Linked DNA regions of Homo sapiens: regions 1 and 3 are each linked to region 2. A link is an interaction called in ENCODE POLR2A ChIA-PET data of the cell type or tissue named here. Cell type or tissue: MCF 10A. All regions are shown on one strand. Each heading gives the region's core, and the rest is flanking DNA. Links, peaks and the distances in the headings are about the cores only.

Region 1 (5,000 bases), core at 1-5,000, 66 kb after region 2:
CGCTTTGGGAGTCCGAAGCAAGAGAATCGCTTGAGTCCAGGAGTTTGAGATCACCCTAGACAACATGGCAAAACCCTGCCTCTACAGAAAAAATACAATAATTAGCTGGGCATGGTGGTGTGCACCTATAGTCCCAGCTACTCAGGAAGCTAAGGTGGAAGGATCGCTTGAGCCCGGGAGGCAAACGTTGCAGTGAGCTAAGATAGCACCACTGTACTCTGGCCTGGGTGACAGAGTGAGACCCTGTCTCAAATAATAATAATAGATATTAATTATGATGATTTAGTTATGTAAACTGCCCCGACACAAACTCTCTCCCATTCCCTTGGAGCCTTCCAGATACAACAGTTTTTGTTTGTTTGTTTGTTTTATGCCTGAAAAGAACCTATTTGGCTGCAACTGTATTCATTCCCGTATTAAGCCCACATTTAAGTGCCTACAGTGCCAGCCATTGATCTAGGTCAGCACTATCCAACATACATACAACACAAGCCACAGATCGGAATGGCATAAGCAATTTAAAATTTTTTTCATTTTCTCTTTTGAGACAAGGTCTCACTCTATCACCTAGGCTAGAGTGCAGTGACATGATCACGGGTCACTGCAGCCTCGACCTCCCGGGTTCCAGCGATCCTTCCACCTCAGCTCCCGAGTAGCTGGGACTATAGGTGCACACCACCATGCTTGGCTAATTTTTTTTTTTAATTTATATGTTTTGTAGGGACAGGGTCTTGCTATGTTGCCCAGACTAATCTTGAATTCCTGGCCTCAAGTGATCCTCCTGCCTGGGCCTCCCAAAGTGCTGGCATTACAGGCGTGAGCCACTATGCCCAGTCCAGCAATGTAAAATTGTCATAGCCACATTTTAAAAAGTAAAAATAAACAGATCAAACTAATTTTATTAATATATTTCATTGAACCCATATATCCAAAATATTACTTCAACATATAATCAATATTAAAGATGATTTGTGAGTTTTTAAATGCTCAATATGTCTTTTAAAATACTTAATTGTGGAAAATACATGTGTATAGCAAAATTTACACTGTGATCATTTTTACGTGTGCAGTTCAGTGGTCTTAACTCCATCCACATTATTGGTCCTCAGAAAATATTCTGAGGGCTGGGCACGGTGGCTCACGCCTGTAATCTGTAACCCAGCACTTTGGGAGGCCGAGGTGGGCAGATCACCTGAGGTCAGGGTTTCGAGACCAGCCTGGCCAACATGGTGAAATCCCATCTCTACTAAAAATACAAAAAAAAAAAAAATTAGCTCGGCATCACCATGGGCGCATGCCTGTAATCCCAGCTACTTGGGAGGCTGAGACAGAAGAACCACTTGAACCTGGGAGGCAGAGGTTGCAGTGAGCTGAGATCACAGCACTGCACTCCAGCCTGGGTGACAGGAGTGAAACTCCATCTCAATAAAAAAAAAAAAACTGGGGCTACGGAGGAGGGAGGATGACCTCCATTCACAGAGGACTTCTTGGAGGAGGTGGCACTGGAGCTGCACCTAGAAAAAGGTAGAGGATTTGTGGGTAGAGGTAAAGGTTTTGCACTCCAGGACTGAATAACAGCATGAGTGAAAGTGTGGTGGTGGGAATTCCCAGGGTACCCAAGGGCTCCAGCATGTGGTTGCATGGGTATATGCAAATAAGAAGCCTCTCATAGGCACTGATCTCTCTCCATGCCAGACACTGTGCTAGGTGCTTCATATTTACAATTTAATCTTCACATCAACTCAATGAACTCAGTACTATTTTCCCCTCATTTTACAGATGGGGAAACCAGGGCACAGAGAGGGTGAGTAAATTCCACAAGGTCACACAGTGAGTAAGTGACCCAACTGGGGTTTGAACCCAACTTCTTAACCACTACCCCATTGTAAAGGAAAGTGCAAGGAATTAAAGGAGACATCTAGGCTGGGACCAGGTTGCAAGGTGTCTTAGAAGCCAGCTAAGGGTTGAGGGGCCTTTATTCTATAGACACCAGTAGCCCTTGAAAGTTTCTGACAGGAGCATGACATAGACAGCTAAGCCTCAGGGAAGTGCAGGCCAAAGACTGAATCTTTCATTTACCAAGCTGGGAAATTCCCCTTCCAGCATCAGTCCTTTCTAAGGCAATTAAGTATCTAAACTCAGCAACCACCTACACATTTCATCCTTCTTTCTCCCTAATGAATTACAGTAGCCAACCTTCATTCAACAGGATGCTGAGAGCTTTATATGCATTTTAACCCTCACTGAAAACCAAACAAAAACGCAAGGAGGGAGGTACTATTGCTGGCCTCATTTGCAAATGAGACAACTGAGGCTCAGAGAGGTGATGCGATTTTGCCAAGATCACACAGCCACCCAGCCAGTAAGAGATGGGATGAAGATGCCACCCAAGTCTGTCTAACTCAAAAGCTCACTTTTTTTTTTTTTTTTTGAGACAGGGTCTTGCTCTGTTGTCCAGGGTGGAGTGCAGCGGTACAGTCATAGATCACTGCAGCCTGGAACTCCTGGGATCCAGCGAACCTCTCACCTCAGCCTCCCAAGTAGCTGGGACCACAGGCATGCACCACTTCACCCAACTAATTTCTTTTGTTTTTTGTTGTTGTTGCTTTTAGAGATGGTGGTCTCACTATATTGCCCAGGCTGGTCTGGAACTCCTGGCTTCAAGCAATCCTCCCACATCAGCCTCTCAAAGTGCTGGAATTACAGGCCTGAGCCACTGGCCCCTGGCACATTTTTAATAATAATAGGATCATTCCTGTTTCTCAAAGTGAAACAGAGAAAAAGAAACTATAGCTTGTCCTCCTACATAAGCCTCCAAACATTATCAGGTTGACCTTATTTTTCTGACTCTATTCTGGAATACCGCATTTTATTCCCAATGGAACAACCACCTCCCTTCTCCACCTCTACCCATCCTACCCCACCCCACACACACACGCCCCTGGCATCTTTCAAGGCTTGGCAGAAACTACCCTCTCCAAGTTGCCTCCAGCATTGGCAGGGAGGGAGCAGATGAAACTGACCACACTCTTCCCTGCTGGCTGTCAACACACACCACCCATCCTGGGCAAGTGGCCACTTCCATTTCTGGGGATGGGCTTAGGTGCTCACCATTGGCACCCCCCCAAGTCCTCTTTGTCCATTGGGACACAATGACATGGCTCCTGGCATGGGGCCTGGTGGGCAGGGTGTTTTCCTGTGTAATTGTACTCATACAGGGTAAAGCCCGGTGCAGCTGAGTGCTCTGGCAATAAGGAAAGCAAACACAGCAATAAGACTCTGTCAACAAGGGTATGGGAGAAAGGAGCCATCCAGGAAATGCAAGCTCTGGTGCAGCCACCTCCTCTGAAATCCCTCTTTGGTTCACTCCATCCCCAGCAGGACAGGTCCAGAAATTATGAAAAGAGTTGTCAGGCTGCTAGAGACCCAAGGCAGATTTTTCTAGTTGATTGAACGCTCTCCCTTTTGGTTGCTTTTATGTATTTTTCTTTTTTCTTTTTCTTTTTTTTGAGTCTGGAGTCTCACTTTGTCGCCCTGGCTGGAGTACGGTGGTGCGATCTCAGCTCATTGCAACCTCCGCCTCCCAGGTTCAAGTGACTCTCCTGCCTCAGCCTCCCGAGTTTTTGGGATTACCTTCCTGCACCACCATGCCCAGCTAATTTTTGCATTTTCAGTAGAGACGGGATTTCACCATGTTGGCCAGGCTGGTCTCAAACCTTTGACCTCAAGTGATCTGCTCACTTCAGCCTCCCAAAGTGCTGGGATTACAGGTATGAGCCACCGTGCCCAGCCTCTTTTTTGAATTTTTTTTTAAACTATAAAAGTAATACAATTTTGGAAAACAGGTACAAATATCAGAATGCAAGTTGAAATGCGCATCCGATCTTAACTTCTTATACAAACCCCTGTTCTGCCAAATAGTAGAAACTTAATTCCAACCCATCCAGCATCTCCCCAGATCCTTACACCAGGGTTGTACCTAAATTCAAGGAAGGAGGCTGGACATGGAGGCTCACATCTGTAATCTCAACACTTTGAGAGGTCGAGGCGGAAGGATTTCTTTAGACCATGAGTTTGAGACCAGCCTGGGCAACATAGTGAGACCCTGTCTCTAATAAATAAATAAATAAATAAATAAATAAATAAATATAAATAAAAGCCACACAGCTGTAGTCTCAGCTACTTAGCTACTCGGGAGACTGAGGTGGGAATATCTCTTGAGCCAGGGAGTTTGAGGCTGCAGTGAGCTATGATTGCACCACTGCACTCCAGCCTGGGCAACAGAGCAAGACCTTGTCTCTAAAATAAACAAAACAAAAAAATTCTTGGAAGCTTAACTTTTTTTTTTAAGTCTGTATTTCCTGCTTCCCTACAACTATCTTTGCCTAACAATAGATTTTTTCATATACTTAGAATCCTGGTTTTTTTCAAGCAGCATTCTATTATAAGCTTTTTTCCATTTTGCTATTAAAAATTATCTTCTCATTTATTACTTTTATGATGCAAGCAATATATGTTCATTGTAGGAAAGTTACAAAGCACAGATAAACTAAAACAATTTCTTAAAAATAACTCAAGATCCTGCTACCCAGAGATAATCATTATAAACGTTCTGGTTAATGCCATCTGTGTTATTTTTCCTATGCACATAGATGCATATAAACCCACATGGTTTTTTTGTTTTTTGTTTTGTTTCTTTGTTTGTTTTGAGACAGAGTCTCACTCTGTCACCCAGGCTGGAGTGCTGTGGTGTGATTTCGGCTCACTGCAAACTCTGCCTCCCAGGGTCAAGCAATTCTCCTGCCTTAGCCTCCCGAGTAGCTGGGATTATAGGTGTGCGCCACCATGCCCAGCTAATTTTTTTTGTATTTTTAGTAGAGACAGGGTTTCATCATGTTGGCCAGCCTGGTTTCAAACTCCTGGCCTCAAGTGATCCACCTGCCTCAGCCTCCCAAAGTGCTAGGATTACAGGTGTGAGCCACCACACTCAGTCATTATTT
Region 2 (6,540 bases), core at 781-5,780:
TTGAAAAACTACCTATTGGGTACTATGCTCACTACGTGGGCAATGGGTTCAGTCATACCCAAAACTCAGCATCAAGCCACATACCCATGTAACAAACTTGCACGTGTATCCCCTAAATCTAAAATAAACGTTTTTTGTGTTTTTTTTGAGACTGAATCTCACTCTGTCCCCCAGGCTGGAGTGCAGTGGCGCAACTGCAACCTCCACCTCCCTAGTTCAAGCAATTCTCCTGCCTCAGCCTCCTGAGTAACTGGGATTACAGGCGCATGCCACCACACCTGGCTAATTTTTGTGTTTTTGTTTTTAGTAGAGACTGGGTTTCACCATGTTGGCCAGGCTGGTCTTGAGCTTTTGACCTCAAGTGATCCACCTGCCTCAGCTTCCCAAAGTGCTGGGATTACAAGCGTGAGCCACCATGCCTGGCCAAATTAAAAAAAAAAAAAAAGAATAAAACAAAAACATATAACAATTACTTTTAAAATACTATATAAGGCCGGGTGTGGTGGTTCATACCTGTAATCCCAGCACTTTGGGATGCCAAGGTGGGCGGATCACCTGAGGTCAGGGGTTCAAGACTAGCCTGGCCAACATGGTGAAACCCCATCTCTAGTAAAAATACAAAAATTAGTTGGGCATGGTGGTGCGTGCCTATAATCCCAGCTATTCGGGAGGCTGAGGCAGGAGAACTGCTTGAACCCAGGAGGCGAAGGTTGCAGTGAGCCAAGATCGTACCACTGCACTCCAGCCTAGGCAACAGAGTGAGACTCCCTCTCAAAGTAATAATAATAATAAAGAAATAAATAAAAATACTATATAAGCCTGGCAAGGCATGATGGCTCACACCTGTAATCCCAGCACTTTGGGAAGCTGAGCCCAGGAGTTCGAGACCAACCTGGGCAACATGGTGAAACCCCATCTCTAAAAAAAATACAAAAATTGGCTGGGTGTTGTGGCTCACGCCTGTAGTCGCAGCTACTTGGAAGGCTGAGGTGGGAGGATAGTGGGAGGCATGATCTTGCAGAGCCAAGATCATGCCACTGCACTCCAGTCTGGGTGACAGAATCAGACCCTGTCTTAAAAATATATAATAAAAATAAAATTAAATATTATATTATATTATATAAGCATGGAATCAAATTATACTATCAAGTAAGGTTCTATTTGAGAAAATAAAAGTTATTTGAAACACAGGAAAAAGATTTCTAGTCCTCTCTCTGGATAGAAGACGTTCCTTTTCCATGGTGCAGAGCTCTCCAAATATTTGAATTTTTGTAGTGATAATGATGATCTTTCCCCTATAATCAGAAGATTAGATATACAACTGATAAAACTGCGTGTGTAAGAAAAAAAATCTCTCCAGAAATTATAGGTGGATCCTACAAACAAATACAGTCAAGATTCTTGTGGCCAGAACAGGCAGTTCACTTAAGGAACACCCTTCTAAGAGTACACCTTGTTCCTGTCTGGGTGTGCCGCAAGTTATAGACTCTCAATAAATGTTTGTTGAGTGAAGAAATAAATGTTGACCACCTTCCACCATCACCTTATGAGATAAAGTCCAGACTTATTTGAATGGATTCCAAGTCTGCATTACCCGGCCTTAAACTCTCATCATTTTACTCTGGTCCCACCACTGTATTCACTGGGTCTTTGCCTGCTCCATCTCATCCTCCCTTCAAACCCCAAATCAAGTCCCACTTCCACCTCTGAAGTCTCATTAGTCTCTGACATCCCCATGTTCACATTCAGTCCCCTCTTCTCAAGTCATGTCCCTGCGTCCTCTTCACATTTCATTTCATGTACTAAATATATATTTATAGACTAGTTCATTTTCTAAATGTGCAAATCTTGTCTCTTTAAGAAGATAAATCCTGGCAAAGAACCTCCTCCTGCTCCTGTTTCTTCCAATGCAGTTGGTGATCAATAAATATTTATTGGTTTCTGGATTCATTATTATTTTCTCTCCTTTCTTTCTTTCTTTTCTTTTTCTTTCTTTTTTTTTTTTTTTTAAGATAGGGTCTTGTTCTGTCAACCAGGTTGGAGTGCAGTGGCACAATCACAGCTCACTGCAGCCTCCAACTCCTGGGCTCAAGCCATCCTCCTGCCTCAGCCTCCCAAAGTGCTGAGATTACAGATGTGAGCTGCCGCACTCAGCTATTATTCTTTTCTTTCTGTTCATTGAATCATTAACTCTGTTTTAGATTTGTTTCCCCAAAAGCAGATCTGGGGATCTGAGACAGAGAATTTATATGAAAGTGATTTTGTTGTTGTTGTTGTTGTTTGGTTTTTGGTTTTGTGGTTTTTTTTTTTTTTTTTCAGAGATGGGGTCTTGCTATGTTGTCCATGCTGGCCTCAAACTCCTGGGCTCAAGAGATCTTCCCACTTCAGCCTGAGTAGCTCGGGCAGCAGGTGGACACCACAAAGCCAGGCTGTGTGAAAGTGATTCATAAGTGTTCCCAGAGAAAATTGGTAGAGAAGTGGAGAAGGGGAATGGGGCGAGAAAGAAGGTTAGACAAAGGTGTGTTATCAAGTAAAGTCACACAGAGGGTAATTGAGGCTTGACCCTCCAGGGGAGCTTTGGGACACTGTGGGTCATTAGGGCAAAGGAACTGGAGGATTTCTATCCCCACACTGTCAGTCATGAGTTAAGGGCTGTCCCCGGGGCATGAAAACTTTCAGGTATTTCTGGTTTTCTTGAACATGCAGGAAAAGCAGGTCCTAGCAGCCTATGTGCAGCCCTCCAGTGAAGGCCAAAGGTACTGGCCATTGGGAGGAAAAGTACACAGAAACCTACAGTGCACAAAAATGGTAAAATAATACAGAGTACAGGAGAGCTGAGAGCATCTGCACATTCTTTCAACAGACTTTTACTGAATATCTATTACATTATAGATGCTGCATGGAAATTGTCCAGGCACAGTCTTTGCCTTCAGCGATCCAGTCCTGATGTCTTTTTTTTTTTTTTTTTTTTTCCCCCACAGCCGGGATCTCACTCTGTCGCCCAGGCTGGAGTGCAGTGGTGTGATCACAGCTCACTTCAGCCTTGAACTCCTGGGCTCAAGCAATCCTCCTGCCTTGGCCTCCCAAAGTGTTGGGATCACAGGCAAGAGCCACCACGCCTGGCCCGGTCCTGATGTCTTGAAGGGGAGACAATTGCACATGAGTTAGTCTTGTTCAGGACGCAAGGTGCAATAGCAGCAGCAGGTAGGAACTCAGAGAGGAAGTGCCCCAACTGTGCCCAAGTGATTCTCGGGCGTGACTTAGGATCTTAAAGGATGACTAAGGGGGAAAAAGGTATTCCTAGCCAAAGGAACAGCATGTACGAAGGCAGAGAAAGAAAGTACACATTTGTTTGGAAATAAGGAGTAGTTTGCTGTAGCTAGAACACAGGGTGTGGGAGAAAGGAAGACAACGGGAAGCCAAGGCTGTAAAGAGAGGCTGGGAAGAAGTGACGAAACATTTTATACCCCGTTAAGGAGACAGTAAAATTTTGAGATGGGCCTACCTGGCCATGATTATAGAGGTATTTAGGAAGAGAGGGTGGCCACATAAACCAGGTACTGGACACCAGGTGTTCTGTCAGCCCAGCATCCACAACCCTAACCAGATCATCCTGTTTCTCTCTCTCTCTCTCTCTCTCTCTCTCTCTCTCATTATAGAGATGGGGTCTCACTATGTTGCCCAGGCTGGTCTCAAACTCCTGGCCTCAAGCCATCCCCCCACCTCAGCTTCCCAAAGTGCTGGGATTACATGGGTGAGCCACTATACCCAGCCCTGTTTCTCTAGGCCTGATGATTGCCAGACAAAGGAGAGTCAGGGCTGGGGCTTTCCTTGGAGAGGTTGGGAAAGAGGTTTGCAGAACTGCACACTGGCTGGAGGGAAGGGCAGCTCAGAGAACAGAGCCAGCAGGTGGAGACATGAGGAACAGCTTCTGTGGACGTCAGCATAGTGCCGGATCCAGTGGACACAGGGATACCAATATTCCCTATGATGATAAATATCAATTAATTCCAATAAGTTTCCTTTTTCTGGCTTAAGCTGGATTGAGTCAGGTTTTTGTCACATTAAATGAATGAGTCCCCATTCATACAGAATATATGGGGATTTTTGTTCTGTGTTGTTTGAGACGGAGTCTTGTTCTGTCGCCCATGCTGTAGTTCAGTGGCGGGATCTCAATTCATTGCAACCTCTGCCTCCTGGGCTCAAGCAATTCTCCTGCCTCAGCCTCCAGAGTATCTAGGATTACAGGCGCCCACTTTTTTGTATGTTTTTGGTAGAGACAGGGCTTCATAATGTTGGCCAGGCTGTTCTCGAACTCCTGACCTCAAGTAATGCCATTCAAGTGCACATCAACTGTTTTGGAGAATGCTGCCAAGGTGGTATTCAGAGGAAAATGCCTAGCCTTAAATACTTTTGTTAATAAAAAAAAAATTCTAAAGTAAGTGGACTATGCATTCAACTCAAGAAATTAGGAAAAGTAAAACAAAAGAAATCAAAAGAAAGTAGAAGGGGAAAATATGTAAAATTAGAAACAGAAGTTGGAGAAGGGAAAGAGGGAAAAGGGCAGACTTGATAGAGGAAAGACCTGCCAGGCGCAGTGACTTATGCCTGTAATCCCAGCACTTTGAGAGGCTGAAGTGGGAGAATTGCTTGAGCCCAGGAGTTCGAGACCAGCCTGGGCAACATGGTGAAACTCCATATCTACAAAAAATACAAAAAGTAGCTGGGTGTGGTGGCTTGCACCTGTGGTCCCAGCTTCTCGAAAGGCTGAGGCTGGAGGATTGCTTGAGCCCAGGAGGTGGAGGCTGCAGTGAGCCGTGATAGCACCACTGCACTCCACCCTGGGTGACAGAGCAAGACTCTGTCAAGAAAGAAAGAGAAAGAAAGAAAGAGAGACAGACAGAGAGAGAGAGAGGGAGGGAGGGAGGGAGGGAGGGAGGGAAGGAAGGAAGGAAGGAAGGAAGGAAGGAAGGAAGGAAGGAAGGAAGGAAGGAAGGAAGGAAGGAAGGAAAAGAAAGAAAGGAAATGAAAGAGAGAGAGAGAGGGAGGCAGCAAGGGAGGGAGGGAGAGAACGAAGGAAGGAAGGAAGGAAGGGAGGAAGGAATGGAGAGAAGGAAGGGGAAAGAGAGAGATTAAAATCAATCAAACTTACAAAGCATCTCAATTAATTTGGAGAGAATAAACATCTTTCCAATACTGAATTGCCACATTCAGGAACATGTCCTAAGCATTGAAGTCTTTATTCAGGCCTTTCTGTATAGGTTTATAGTTTTCTTCAGAAGGGTCTTGCACAGTTTTTTGTTACTATTGTTCCTGAGATATCTTTGAGTTTTCTAGCTTGGAAAACTGGGTGGATAAAGGAATCACTCACAATAGCAACCAAGTCCACAAAATACCCAGGAATCAGTACACTGGGGTGGCCAAGACACTTTTGGGAAACTAACAGGAGCAATGTTGGTGGGCAGGAAACTTACCATACCCAATAGAGAAATCCACTATAAAGTCACAGTCGCTAAAACAGTGTCATATAGCAGCTGTATGTGGTACAGTTATTCAGTGAGATGCCACTTAGCAATAAAAGGAAGCAAACTATTTTTTTTTGAGACAGGGTCTCACTCTGTTGCCCAGGCTGGAGTATAGCAGCATGATCACGGCTCACTGCAGCCTCGACTTACCAGGCTCAAGTGATCCTCCCATCTCAGCCTCATGAGTAGCTGAGGCTACAGATGCACCCCACCATGCCCAACTAATTTTGTATTTTTTGTAGAGACAGGGTCTGACTATGCTGCCCAGGCTGGTTTCAAACTCCTGGGCTCAAGCGATCCTCCTGCCTCAGCCTCCCAAAGTGCTGGAATTACAGCTTTGAGCCACCACGCCCTGGCAAGGTAGCAAATTATTGATACACCCAACAACTTAGAGGAATCTCAAAGACATTACACTGAGTAATTGAAGCCAATCTGGAAAGGTTACCAATTATATTATTCCATTTATGTGACATTCTGGAAAAAAACTATATTAATAGACAACAGATTAGTTACCAGGGTTACAGAGGGAGGATGTGGCTATGTAGGGGTGGCCTGAGGGAGATTTCTGGGGTGATAGTTGTGGTGGTAGTTACACAAATACATACATGTGTTAAAATTCATGAAACTGTACGCAGTTAATTTTATTACATGATAATCTTAAAAATAAAATACACAAAGCAGTTTAGTGGTAATATAATAGTAAACAAATAGAATCTTTGAAATCAGAGCTAGTCTATATGCATAAGGCTATTAGGAAGTAAATATGAGGCCAGGAGTGGTGGCTCATGCCTGTAATCCTAGCACTTTAGAAGGCCAAGGTGGGCAGATCACTTGAGGTCAGGAGTTCAAGACCAGCCTGGCCAACATGGTGAAAATCCATCTCTACTAAAAATACAAAAATTGGCTGGAAATTGCTTGAACTCTGGAAGCAGAGGTTGCAATGAGCCCAGATCATGCCACTGCACTCCAACCTGGGCAACAGAGCGACACTCCATCTCAAAAAACAAAGGAAATA
Region 3 (5,000 bases), core at 1-5,000, 100 kb after region 2:
AAAAGGCTTTTGGCCAGGTGCAGTGGCTCACTTAATCCCAGCACTTTGGGAGGCCAAGGAGGGAGAATCGCTTGAGGCCAGGAGTTTAAGACCAACCTGAGCAACATAGTGAGACCCCCCATCTCTACAAAAAACAATTTTAAAATAACAAAATTAGCCCGGCGTGGTGGTACACACCTGTAGACTCAGCTACTCTGGAGGCTGAGGGGGAAGGATCACTTGAGCCTCGGAGTTTGAGGCTGCAGTGAACCAAGATCACACCACTGCATTCCAGCATTCCAGCCTGGGTGACAGAGTGAGAGTAAAATATAGAGAGAGAGACTTTGTTGTTGGTGGTGGTGGTGGTTTTTTTTTTTTTTTTTTTTTTGAGACGGAGTTTTGTTCTTGCCCCCAGGCTGGAATACAATGGCATAATCTCCACTCACTGCAACCTCTGCCTCCCGGGTTCAAGTGATTATCGTGTCTCAGCCCCCCGAGTAGCTGGGATGACAGGCATGCACCACCACACCTGGCTAATTTTTGGTTTTTGGTTTTTGGTTTTTGGTTTTGTTTTGTTTTGTTTTTTTGAGACAGAGTCTCACTCTGTCGCCCAGGCTGGAGTACAGTGGCACTATCTCGGCTCACCACAAGCTCCGCCTCCCGGGTTCATACCATTCTCCTGCCTCAGCCTCCCGAGTAGCTGGGACTACAGGCAGCCGCCACCACAACCGGCTAATTTTTTGTATTTTTAGTAGAGACAGGGTTTCACTGTGTTAGCCAGGATGGTCTTGATCTCCTGACCTCATGATCCACCCGCCTCAGCCTTCCAAAGTGCTGGGATTACAGGCATGAGCCACTGTGCCCAGCGTAAATTTTGTATTTTTAGTAGAGACAGGGTTTCACCATGTTTGCCAGGCTGGTCTCAAACTTCTGACCTCAGGTTATCTGCTGCCATAGCCTCCCAAAGTGCTGGGATTACAGGCATGAGCCACTGCGCCTGGCCTAGAGAGACTTTTTATCGAGGAATAGTTTTAGATTTACAGAAAAACCACAGCCTCCAACTCCTGGACTCAAGTGATCCTCCCTCCTCAGCCTCCAAAAGTACTAGGATTACAGATGTGAGCCACTGTGCTGGCCTTTGCTCTGTACTTTGGAAAGGAGTCACTAAATTCAGACTACGCTCAGGGGAAGGGGAAGGGAGTGGCCAGTGGGAAAGGAGCATTGAGCTCCACCCCTCCTAGAGAGAAGAATATATATTATTTGGAATTCTTCTGTAAAGGAAGATTTGTCTCATCTCCTCCATTTATTTATTTATTCCATCATTTATTGACACAGTATGGACTCCTGTAGATTTAGGTTGTAATCCAATTCCTTGTTATCTATTCTCTTGCTTAAATTCTTCTAGCTTTGGCCACTCTGTCAGTTAGCACCTGTGTGCCTTTGATATGTCCTCACCTGGGTGGGTTTTTTAACTTTTGCCTACTTTCTGGCACTACAGGATGCCCCCGCCCTAGAATCAGCCATTTCTCTAAAGAGCTCTGTTTGGTTTTTTGGTTGTTTTGTTTGTTTGTTTGTTTTTGTTTTTGTTTTTTTTGAGATGGGATCTCACTCTGTTGTCCATACTGGAGTGCAGTGACACAATCGCGTGCCCGATTAATTTTTTTATTTTGTAGAGATGGGGTCTCCCTATGTTGCCCAAGCTGGTCTCAAACTCCTGGCTCAAGCAATCTTCCCACTTCAGCCCCCTAAAGTGCTGGGATTACAGGAGAGAGCCAACAAGACTTGCCCAAGCTCTGGTTTTTTAAATTGAAGAATGGTATTTAGAAACCAAGATCTGGGCCAAGCATGGTGGCTTATGTATGTAATCCCAGCACTTTGGGAGGCCGAGGTGGAAGGATTGCCTAAGCCCAGGAGTTTGACACCGGTCTGGCCAACATGGCAAAACCCCATCTCTACTAAAAATACAAAAATTAGCCGGGTGTGTTGGCATGCACCTGTAATCCCAGCTACTAGGGAGGCTGAGGCAGGAGAGTCACTTGAACCTGGGAGGCAGAGGTTGTATAGAGCCAAGATCATGCCACTGCACTCCAGCCTGAGCAATCTCAAAAAAAAAAAAAATAAAGTTAAATAAAATTTAAAAATAAAGAAACCAAGATCTGGGCATATATAAGCATTATTATTACTATGGTTGTTGTTGTTTCAGGGATTATCCAACTAGTTTCTGCCCTGGAAAGTCTTTCCTGACCTCTGACCACACAACAGTGGTTATACTGCTTCCTGCTAGGATGCTCTATTTCCCAGTCTTTTCTGGAGGCTCACTGGTCTCTGTCTGCATGCCTGGCTCCCAGCCCAGCAGAGATTTCTGTAGGGAAACACCTGGCTCTGGAATCAGAGGCAGCCAGTCCTGGGAGCAGCCTCTCTGGGTGAAGAGTATTATCAACAAGCAAATAGTTGGCACGCACGTGGAGACCAAGAGCATGGCGCGGGCAGGAGGGGACCTGGCCACACCCCATGCAGCCTCCTGCTCCTGGGCTGCATCTGACCAAGACAGTTCCTTGGGAACACTGTGTCCCCATGCCCTGGGGCGAGGTCTCTCCTTCAAGAGCAGGGCCTGGATTGAGCTGGTTTGCTCTGCTCTGTTCTTTTCCTGTGGCCACAGCCCTGATCCCACAGTTTATAGACTCCATGGTGCCCGCCCAGAGCTATTTCTTCCCTCTGGGGCTTTGCCTGTGTTGTGTCCCTGCCTGGTGAGCCCTTTCTCCTCCCTACCCTGTAGACTTAGCCATCGCTTACTTGTTCATAAAGTCTCAGCTCAGGCCTCCCCTCCTCCAGGAAACCTTCCCTGACTCGCTCCCCACTCTCCACTGGGACTTGGGTGTCACTTCTCCATACTTATCTCTGTCGATGCTCTTATCGCCTATTGTAATTTATTCATCAAATATTTACTGAGTGTCTGTGTGCTCTGTACCAGACCCTGGGCATGGAGCTGTGAACAGTAGCAGCCAAGATTTTTTGAGTATTACAGTATGCTAGGCATCCACCCCTTGCCGCAGTCATGTAGGTAGTATTATCTGGTGTTACAAATGGGGAAAGTGAGGCACGAAGACGTGATGTAACCATCCCAAAGCTCACCAGCTGCTAAGGGACACAGCCAGAATTGAAATCAAGCAGGCTGGCTCTGTGGCCTGTGCTCTTGACCTCTGAGCTCTTCTCCTTCCAGACAGACAAGGTCATGCTCCCTCCCCGGGCTTATGTTCTAAGCAGGAGACAGCTAAGTGAGCAATTAAATCAAGAAGATAATTTCAGGCCAGGCACAGTGGTGGATGCCTATAATCCCAGCATTTAGGGAGGCTGAGGCCAGAAGATCACTTGAGGCCAGGAGTTCAAGACCAGCCTGGGCAACATAGCAAGACCCCATCTCCACAAAAAATTTTACAAATTAGCTGGGTGTGGTGGCACATGCCTGTAGTCCCAGCTACTCAGGAGGCTGAGGCAGGAGAATATCTTAAGGCCAGGAGTTTGAGGCTGCAGTAAGCTATGATCACGCCATTGCACTCCAGCCTGGGCAACAGAGTGACACCCTGTCTCTACCAAAAAAAAAAAGGAAGCTGATTTCAGATTCTGATGTATCTGATAAAGAAGATAATCAACTGGTTGAAGGGCCAGGTGCAGTGACTCACCCTGTAATCCTAGCACTTTGGGAGGCCAAGGCAGGTGGATCACCTGAGGTCAGGAGTTCAAGACCAGCCTGACTAACATGGTGAAACCCTGTCTCTACTAATAATACAAAAATTAGCCAGGCGTGGTGGCGCATACCTGTAATCCCAGCTACTCAGGAGGCTGAGGCAGGAGAATCACTTGAACGGGGAGGCAGAGGCTGTAGTGAGCTGAGATCATGCCACTACACTCCAGCCTGGGCAACAAGAGTGAAACTCCATCTCAAAATAAATAAATAAATAAATATAAATAAACTGGTGGAAAAGATCTAGAGTAACTAGGTAGAAAATTCTATTACTATTAGTAATAAAGTACTATTAACTAATAGTTCTAGTCCATCACTTTGCATAGGGGTTCAGGGAGGCCTCAGAGCAGATAAAAGCTGAAGGATGGGGAGAAGCCAGTATCTGAAGAGCTGGTTAGAGAATATTCCAGGCACAAAGGACAACAGAGGCAAAAGCCTTGAGCTTGGAAACATCTAGAGTGTCGCTGGAGTGTAGGGAATGAGACATAGAAGGCCAGCATAGGGACTTTGCACTTTATTCTGTGAGTGACAAGAAGCCTTTGGAGGGTTCTCAGAAAGGGAGTACCGTGCTCTGACTCACAAATTTAAACAATCACCCTGACTGCTGTGCAGAAGGAAGACTTTAAGGATGAACAGAGGCAGAGGCTCCAGCAAGAATCCAGACATGAGATGCTGGTGACTTGGGCCAGGGTGGGAGCGTCTGAGGTGGAGACAGGTGGACAGACTAAAGTCACATCTTGGAGCCTGGCGTGGTGGCTCACACATGTAATCTCAGCACTTTGGGAGGCTGAGGTGGGAGATCACCTGAGGTCAGGAGTTCAAGACCAGCCTGGCCAACATAGTGAAACACCATCTCTACTAAAAATACAAAAATTAGGCCAGGCATGGTGGCTCACGCCTGTAATCCTAGCACTTTGGGAGGCTGAGGTGGGTGGATTGCCTGAGGTCAGGAGTTCGAGACCAGCCTGGCCAACATGGTGAAACCCCATATCTACTGAAAATACAAAAATTAGCTGGTTGTGGTGGCAGGCACCTATAATCCCAGCTACTCGGGAGGCTGAGGCAGGAGAATCGCTTGAACACAGAGGGCAGAGGTTGCAGTGAGCTGAGATGGCACCACTTCACTCCAGCCTGGGGTGAAAGAGCAAAACTCCATCTCAAAAACAAAAAAAAAAATAGTTGGGCGTGATGGTGCCTGCCTGTAATCCCAGCTACTCAGGAGGCTGAGGCAGGAGAATTGCTTGAATCCAGGAGGCAGAGGTTACAGTGAACCAATATC

The links. ChIA-PET counts read pairs that join two places held together with the same protein. Peaks named below come from ENCODE experiments on the same cell type or tissue, not always from the same donor. Only the 100,000 strongest peaks of a DNase experiment are listed, where the experiment ranks them.
Region 1: POLR2A ChIA-PET joins it to region 2 with 12 read pairs; 3 of 35 experiments call an interaction of 5 or more read pairs at or near these places.
Region 3: POLR2A ChIA-PET joins it to region 2 with 26 read pairs; 2 of 35 experiments call an interaction of 5 or more read pairs at or near these places.

The regions. Positions count from the first base shown.
Region 1 is chr16:23,321,775-23,326,774 of GRCh38, forward strand. All of the region lies in intron 1 of SCNN1B (sodium channel epithelial 1 subunit beta), which reads left to right. Among named protein-coding and RNA genes, the nearest start is that of SCNN1B, 22 kb to the left of the region's middle. In MCF 10A, for the core only: no CTCF peak of the experiment used is centred there; a DNase peak (open chromatin) is centred at 3,087.
Region 2 is chr16:23,255,183-23,261,722 of GRCh38, forward strand. No RefSeq gene overlaps it. Among named protein-coding and RNA genes, the nearest start is that of SCNN1B, 44 kb to the right of the region's middle. In MCF 10A, for the core only: no CTCF peak of the experiment used is centred there; DNase peaks (open chromatin) are centred at 3,299 and 3,849.
Region 3 is chr16:23,360,247-23,365,246 of GRCh38, forward strand. The region is part of intron 4 of SCNN1B (sodium channel epithelial 1 subunit beta); the gene reads left to right. Among named protein-coding and RNA genes, the nearest start is that of SCNN1B, 60 kb to the left of the region's middle. In MCF 10A, for the core only: no CTCF peak of the experiment used is centred there; a DNase peak (open chromatin) is centred at 2,395.